Regions from separate parts of the Homo sapiens genome. Here region 1 is linked to region 2. A link is a loop called in an ENCODE intact Hi-C map of the cell type or tissue named here. Cell type or tissue: ascending aorta. All regions are shown on one strand. Each heading gives the region's core, and the rest is flanking DNA. Links, peaks and the distances in the headings are about the cores only.

What was found. Peaks named below come from ENCODE experiments on the same cell type or tissue, not always from the same donor. Only the 100,000 strongest peaks of a DNase experiment are listed, where the experiment ranks them.
Region 1: it touches region 2 in a loop (6-fold over the local background); 1 of 110 quality-filtered maps calls a loop at or near these places.

The regions. Positions count from the first base shown.
Region 1 is chr5:84,391,293-84,395,701 of GRCh38, forward strand. The region is part of intron 2 of EDIL3-DT (EDIL3 divergent transcript); the gene reads left to right. Among named protein-coding and RNA genes, the nearest start is that of EDIL3, 8.6 kb to the left of the region's middle. In ascending aorta, for the core only: a CTCF peak has its summit at 2,677; a DNase peak (open chromatin) is centred at 2,909; H3K27ac peaks cover 1,995 bases.
Region 2 is chr5:83,825,825-83,830,233 of GRCh38, forward strand. No RefSeq gene overlaps it. Among named protein-coding and RNA genes, the nearest start is that of HAPLN1, 110 kb to the left of the region's middle. In ascending aorta, for the core only: no CTCF peak of the experiment used is centred there; no DNase peak of the experiment used is centred there.

The sequences.
Region 1 (4,409 bases), core at 228-4,227, 570 kb after region 2:
ACTAGGGTAAACATCATCTACTTCTTTTTTAAAAAATACTCCCTGACTAATGTACATTTATTTTTTTTCCTACATGAACTTTAGAGTGAGCTTGTCTAGTTGAAAAAAACATAATAAATATATTTATAGTATTAGTATACCTATGTATATATCCAATTTTCTTCTGTGTTTCTCTTGTTAAGTTTCTATTTAGATATTTTATATTTTTATATGCCTACCTAAATGCAAATTTCTTCATTATATTTTGTAACTGGCTCTTCTACATTTATAGGAAGGCTATCTTTGTGTGTGTGTGTGTGTGTGTGTGTGTGTGTATGTGTGTCTATATATGTGCACTAATGTTAAACCCAGTTACTTTATAAATTGTAAATTGTCTTTTATAATTTACATTATTAGCTTTTTCGTTTATTATTTTGGGTTTTCTAGACATAAAATCATCACATCTGAAAAGAACTTTAGTTTTACCTCCTTACCTCCTCTTCGAATTTTCATGCTTATTTTTTCCATCAAATTGTTATAACTGGTATTATGTAATAGATTTTAAATAAATGGACACACTTGGACTATTTTTCACTCTAATGGGACCACTCTAATGACCTCCAAGGCACAGCACAAGGACTCTTGTCTCCCATTTCCAGTGCATGCACTACAGCCATTTTCTCTATACCAGCATTTGCTCAGAAAAAAAAAAAAAGAGTAAGACATTAACATCAGTGTAGGAAGGAAATAAGTGTCCATGAATATGCAGGATAGGATAAAGGAGGGAAATTATCTTTTCTCTACAGTAAATAAAAAGAGGCTTATCAAGAATTGGTAGAATTGGATGTCTTAAGCTTTGACGTTGCATTTGACAGAAAATTGGAACTCATTGTCTTTTGATTTAAAAGAAAGGGATGATAAAATCTTCCACACCCACCATAGCAGGAGTTATGTGGTTATCTAGGGAAAAACGTATTATAATAGGCCAAAGGACCGTCTTAGACTATTTCCCCTTTTATCTAGTTTTCATTGCCATATTCTTCTCTTTTCCTCCGTTTATCACATTGCTGAAAATTGAGTCAGAGATTTATTTATTTAAGATATAAAAGATACCTGATACATCAAGCATAGTAATTGGACCAAATATGAAACTAAAGGAAATCTAAAGAAATAATGTGTACACCATCTATAAATAAATGTCAAGGGTTATGAATAGAGAAGATCCTCTTGGGTTTTCTTTGTTCCAACATGGGCTACAACTTAAAGAGAAAAATCTGTCAATAAAAAATTATTTGTTTTCACAATCACTGTTTTATTTAAAAAATAAAACGGAAATGGAATATATTTTAATATATGTTATTTTGGGCAACCGCAATTTAAAATATAGCTTGTTTCTCAGCCATTGGAGAATATCATTTAATTTTATGTGTTTTATATTGATACAGATTCTGTTCTTTCTGTCTGTAGATAAAATGGGTCTAGTAGTACATTCTCCCTAAAATATACAGTAATTAATATATTTCCTTAAAATAAGATAAAATACCCATGCATGTCTCATAGCACAATTGTAATTTGTCTTAAATTTATCACTATATTAATATAATATAAAATAATTTATTAGAGATTTTAAATATATACATTTCTTCAAAAACCATAATGCTAATATTAAAATTGGAAAAATTAAGAAAATATCATGATTTCAATACGAAGCTAAGGTCCCAGAAACATTAAATAAATTAAGAAAGGCATGATGTCATTATGTTTTCAAAACATTGTATAGAAAGAATCACCTGGTTTGAATTCTTATTTTTGTTTTGGTCCGTCTCAAAAACCTACATTTATACATGATGATGATATTATTAAAAAAGAAAATTATAACAACTTAATCTTTTGCTTTTGAGATGATTCATACAAAAGTAAGAATTCAAACCAGGTATAACCTTTTGAAAACACAAGGACATCTTTCCTTTCTTGATTTACTTAATGATCCTGGGACTTTAATTCTAGTAAACTTCTAGTTTCAAAAACAAAATTATAAAGCATATGTAAAACAGACAATGATGCAAAATTGCACAATTGCCTGTCTTAATTTTTAAAATTCAGAGATTTTAGTTTGATTCACATAATCATTTTTTTCTCAAGAACATTTATATGGATGCAACTTGATTTGAAAAGCAATTTGTGACCTGAGATATTTAAAACTGTACATTTTGATGTGACAAGTTGTAAACTGTATAGTAAAAGCCAATTGAATTGAGAGCCTTCACTCAGTCATCAACAAATAAAATTGAAAAAAATTCTTTAACTGAATTATTATTTAATCTTTTATTATGAGGCATGCATTCTTGAATGTTTTCCAAAACATAATCAGACATAAAATTGAAACTACATACTACAAGTCAATTTAAAAGCATGATATTTAATTGATAAATCTGGCCAATCCCTTTAACATTCATAGTGGAGATGAATAAATTAAAAAGGCGTCAAAATGGAAGATAGATGACCCTGCTAAAAAAATTTTTAATTGCATTCGTCTACTTTTAAAAATAAATCCCACATTGAATTTAATATATGAACTATTTTCTAGTCCTTTTTTTTTTTTTTTTGTAGAGATGGGGTCTCAAACTCGGCCTCAAGCATTCCACCTGCCTCAGCCTCCCAAAAGTGCTGGGATTGTAGGCCTGAGCTACCACACCTGGCCTCTAGTCTTTCTATTTATAAGTAGGAGATATAATAGCATTTAGGGTAAGTGGTGGAAACTTTTGCAGTTTTTCCTGTAACTATCTGACTCAGCATCAGCTGAAAATATCCTTGTATTATTTTAACATTTTCCTTTCCTCTACTAAATAATGTGTCACTCTGGCTATGCCCTGAGGTGGTGACTCAGTTCTGTCTAAGACGCTGCCTAGGGATCTTAAGCAATGATTGAAAATACAGGAAGTTTTCCCCTTAGAAAAGCCCTGGTTGGCTGGGCGCAGTGGCTCACACCTGTTATCACAGCACTTTGGGAGGCCGAGGCCGGCAGATCACGAGGTCATGAGATCGACACCATCCTAACACAGTGAAACCCTGTCTCTACTAAAACTACAAAAAATTAGCCAGGCACCGTGGCAGACACCTGTAATCTCAGCTACTCAGGAGGCTGAGGCAGGAGAATTGCTTGAACCTGGAAGGTGGAGGTTGCAGTGAGCTGAGATCGCACCATAGCCCTCCAGACTGGGTGACAAAGTGAGTCTCCATTGTGAAATAAAAAATAAAAAGAAAAAGAAAAGCCATGGTTTTGATAACTAAATGCAGAGACTATTGATCCACAACTTTTAGCCAGTTTACTTTAATTAAAAGGAGCTTCTAGGCCTTTTACCTTTTATATTTTTTAGCCACAGCAAAATGTTTTATTGTTTTATCTGTTTTACATTCTACTGAACTTAGTTTTAATTATTATATTTCTTTTAGCTCTTTAATACTTAATTTCAGTTTTTTCAAATGTAGAAGAATACTCTTATGAATTCTCTGAATAACTTGCATTTTTAATAAGGAAGACAGACAGCCCTTTGCTTCTAATTAGTTCTGTAAAATCCTTTTAATGCTTTGAAACAGATATCCTTTTTTGGGTCTCAAATGGCACCTTTGTCCTAAAACACAGTCTTATGGAGGAAATGGATGGCATAGACCCTAAATCACTGTTCCTGGCAGTCACTGAGACTTTTGGCTAAGGATTTCTTCCCACAGGAGCAATAAGCACCAACTCGCAGACAGCTTAGGGTAAAGACTAGAGTATTGTTGCTTTCTAATTTCTAAGCCCGTTCAGTTCTTGGTAAATGAGTTCATAAATTTAAGGTAATTTTCTGACAGTGGCTAAGCCTTCCATTTAGCCTATAGCATGGGGTAAAAATAAAATCAGAAGCCATCATAATTCCTTTGTATATATGTATGTAAAAATAACCACTCCATAAAATGTTTTGTAAGCTACAAATATTCTAATGTAATTTCTATTTTATTTTGAATTTTTTATTATTAGTTATTTTTCTTATATTTTTTCTTTCTTCAAGACATATCAAATTAATTTTCCCTGGCCAAATATTTAATAAATCTACTGACTTAAAATGTCACCTTTTTCAAATATTACTTTTCATACAAACATGATCCCTTGCATACAGTTCCATTTTCTCTTTTGTGTTTTCTGGTACCAAGACCTCATAGTTTGACTTTTATGAATTTCTAGTATATATTGTACTTGATAAACTTAGATGCCTTTTTTTTTCATTAAAATATATCCCATTGAAACTTGGGTTTGCTTCAATTATGCAGGTCAATTTGAAAATAGCTTCTATCTTTATAGAACTATTTTATTTGTTCTTAAATATGCGTCTCTGCCTATTAGCTTCTTGAATGTCCTTTAATGAAATTTTGCAGATGTCTCTTTCTTACTC
Region 2 (4,409 bases), core at 77-4,076:
AATGTAAATCTCATCCAGAAATACCCTCACAGACACAGCCAGAACTAATGTTTAACTAAGTATCTGGGCACCTCATGGCCCAGTCAATTTGACACAAAATTAACCCTCACACTTGCTATAGTCACACAAGTTTCCACAAATTATTAATGGAGACTAATAAGTAAATAATACTGTTATCAGGATCTAGTGTGCTCAGACTGTTGTGTACAGGGGCATCTTTACCCACAAAAATTTAGATAATCAATCATGACAGACAGAAGTTTAGCCCTCCTTAGTTTCTCATGTCTGTTGATGTTGATATTAACATGGTCTTGCTAAATCAACTGAGAATAATGAATTCAGAACTATAAGGGGACAAGGCAATTATCTTTAAAATATAGGAAGGATGCTATAAAGTTTATCTCCAGATGTTTGATTGCCCATGGAGTTGACATGGTGATAGAAATAGAAGCATTGTACACTGAAAAACAAAATATCCTTGTTTCATTTTTATCAGATACCTAAAACATTTGAAAGTTTCGTAGGTAATGGGACTCAAAACAGGCAAGGTCAGGTCAGAGTTAAACAGAGAAGATTGTTTCTGCAAAACTGGAGCACTGTGGAATGTATATCTAGCTGAATTAGGAAAAGAAATGGAAAAAGGAAAGAAAATCACCGGTGTAGTTTATAACTCTGTGTGGGCTGAACCCAGCCATCCCTCTGTCTCTATTCACTTTAAGAGGTCAAAAAATCTGCTTTCTTTTTAACATCTCTTCTTTTTTTAACATGAACAAATAACAATTTTAAATCTCCAATATCTGGATTATGGGACTGAATCTTTGTTATTTTCCTTGGACTTACAATCATGGAATATTATGTCTAAGATTATTTTTAAATAGTTCTTTTGAGAAGGGTGCTATTCAATATTTGATTTTTATTCACATCCAATAAAGTAGTGCCAAAAAATAAGTCAAAGGGAACAAATTATTTGACCTGCTTAATTTTTAAATAAAGTGTTTGACAGTTAAATTTACACCTTCGTATGTACAATGTATTTTTAAATCAACCTCATAAAATGCAGTCATTATCTAGGTTTCTTCTAATAAAAAAAGTTTTCAAAATAGTTGTGTCGTTTCGTTGCTTTTTAGTTCTGAAAGAATCAGAACTTCATGCGTTAAAAGTTACCTAAGGTTATTATTTTTTTTAAATGGCTTTGATTCATTAAAATCTCACAAGACTTCAATTCACTTGAAGCTTTAACTTCCCTTTTGGTAAACTATTTATTACTTCCTGAGATTGGCCAATTTCCTAGGTACAAATGACTAGATTTCTAGAAATGGCACCTCAGTGAGTCATTGTTTGGGTCTGAAAATCCCATTTCCAGTGGTACAACATCAGGGATAGTGGCACACCCATTATGAGACATATATTAGCAGAAATGAAGCATTTATGCATTAAAAAAATTTTTCCTAAGGCTTTTGGTGGAAAACTAAATAAGAAGTCATTCAGTGGGTATGGCCAAAGACTGGTTTGTGCAATGGGATTATGCAACTACATACTAGCAGTGTTTCAGGGAACAGTTCCAGAGAAACTATTGAGAAAAGATCTAGGGTAGGAGGTAAGAAGAGAGTTCAGTAGTTCAGTAGTTGCCAAGCCCAGTTACTAGGAGTCAGAACCGAAAAATCCCAAGGTCAGGTGGCACAGATAACAGAATTAAAATTGTGAATGGGCAGCCACAATTGAGAACCAGATGACGCAAATACATCTGATAGGGACTAGGGAAATAAATAATAAGACGTTCTGATGAAACTGGCTAACACAGACTTCCAGGCTAAGATTACTAAAAAAAATAAGGCTTCACATGGTTCTCATAAAATTCAAATAAAACCTGTGTTTATAAAATTAAAAATCAAGGAGAGAATTTACATATTTGCAATTTTAAGCCTTTCCATCCATGAATATATCTCTATTTATTCAAGCCTGCTTCTAAGTGCTTTTAACAAAATATTATTCCTTTAAATTCTTAAGGTTTTCTTTTCTTAAGTTTATTCCTGGCTGCATGATGATTTTGGAGTTGCTTTTGTTATCTATAAAGGACAAGAAATTCCCCTTCATGGGGAGGGATAGCATTGGGAGATATACCTAAGGCTAGATGACGAGTTAGTGGGTGCAGCGCACCAGCATGGCACATGTATACATATGTAACTAACCTGCACAATGTGCACATGTACCCTAAAACTTAAAGTATAAAAAAAAAAAGAAAAAAAAAAGAACAAGAAATTTTAAATTATATTTTCTAATTGGTTATTATTGGTGTGTAGGAATCTTATTAATTTTTATGTTGACTTTGCATCCTGCACACTCTGTGAAATCTACTAGTGAAATTTCCAAATAATCACATAGATAGCCAGTACATATAATTTTGTTTCTTCATTTCCAATATATTTCTAAATTCCAAAATATTTTAAATATATTTGCATTGGCTAAGATTTAAAATCCAATAGTGAAATTAGCATCTGCATTTATTTTCTGAATGTTTTAAAAATCATAGTTGTTTGAATTTTATGAAACACTTTTTTCTGCATTTATTATTATGACCATGTGGTTTTCCCTCTCATCTGTTCATTAGTGTAATACTTAATATCTTTTATTATTGAGCACTTCTTATATTTCCAAAATAAACAGAAATAGGTCATGATGTATTATTTTCCACACAAGTTTGCTCATCTAGATAATATTTTATTTAGGATTTTGGCATATATATCAGATTGGTTTCTGAACTTAATTTGGTTTTAAATGTGCTTTATATGTGTAAGTGTGTCTTATTTCATTGCTAATTACATAAGTGTTTTATTTTATTAATTAGTCTTATTGGGTATTTTTCTATTTTATTTGCTTTTTCAGCAAATCAGATTTTTATTTCATTAATGCTTTTGTTTCTATGTTTTCTATTTCGCTAATACCTGTTCTTAACTTTATTATTTTCTTGCTTCAACTTTCTTATTTTTCCTAAGCTGCTGTGTTAAATGGTTAATTCATTTAGCTTTTTTAAAAAGTCATTTAGTTTTAAAGTATTTTCCTTTTCAAATAAATGAACTTCAGTGTACATATTTTCATTCTTGCAATTGTGAAAACTGGATCCCACTTTTTCTCTGTAGTACTTTCATTGTTATTTGTGTCTAAATGTTTCATAATTTCTATCATAGTTTCCTTTTTATCTCATGAGCTACTTAGCAGAACATCTTAAAAGATGAAAAATTTATGTCATCTGAAGAGAAGTCAGAGTATCATTTTAAGGTTCTAATATGTTTGTGTGTGTGTTTGTGTTTACATATGTGTCTATTCCTTCCTATCTAAGTTGCTTGCATTGTGGGTAGAAAACAAAGTCTGTATGATATTAATTACTTGAAATGTTCCGAGACATTCTGTGTTCTTTGGTTTCAATGTCTGGTTGGCAGTTCTAAGGTTGCTTCCATCCAAACTCATAGTCCAAAACAAGGTCTCATAATTATGGTTTAAAGTTTCTTCCCTGCAGTGATATTGAAGGATATAAGCAATCTAGAGACTACAGGTCTCTTGATTTAAAATTTTATTCCACACTGTTTCTGTGTTCATTACCTCCTGAAGTCAGTTGCTCTATAGAAATAACCTTAGGAAGCAGTTGGGAATAGTTTGTTGCTGTTATTGTTGTTGTTGTTAAGTGTCTTTTCAAGGGATGGAGTAGGTGGTAGGAAATTTCTTTCCTGTCTGTAGCTGGAAACAGTGGTTTCTGACTCACCTGGAACAGTTTTGGTGTCTCTTGCTCATAGGACCTGAACCCTTAACTACTCTGCCTGCTTTTGGACACTTAGATGACCAATGGCTTTGGAACCCACTCAGTGTCTTCAATTTCTTTTCTGTTTCTGATTCAAAAAAAGTTTTACTTTGCTTTTGATCTTGTTATGCCCTTTTGCTTTTTCATTTCTATATTTTATTCCTATGTGTTTGGAATAGAGGGAGTGCATTAAAGCATAAACTTCTTGCACTCTATTGACTTTAATACTTTTATCTTTAAAACATTTTGAATTATTTTTGTGTACAACAGGAAGCGAAAATCTAACTCTTGTTTTTTTTTTCCTCTCTTCAAAATAGATTAAAAGCATGTCACTTATTAGATAACTCATTCCATTCCGTGTGATTTAAAATATCACAAATGGTTGACTTCAGGTTGAAACTGGTTTGGAACTCACAGAACTGCTATTGCTACTGCTGCTGCTGCTGCTGCTTCTTTTATCTTTTAGCATTAAAGTAATTTTGAAAGGGACAATATTTACAGTTTGATATAGTCGACAACTTCTCTATCATCTTACAACTGATTAAACTCATTCGCGTAAATTGCCCAACCCTTGAACACACATTCAAGTGTACATGCGAAGGTTTGTTACATAGGT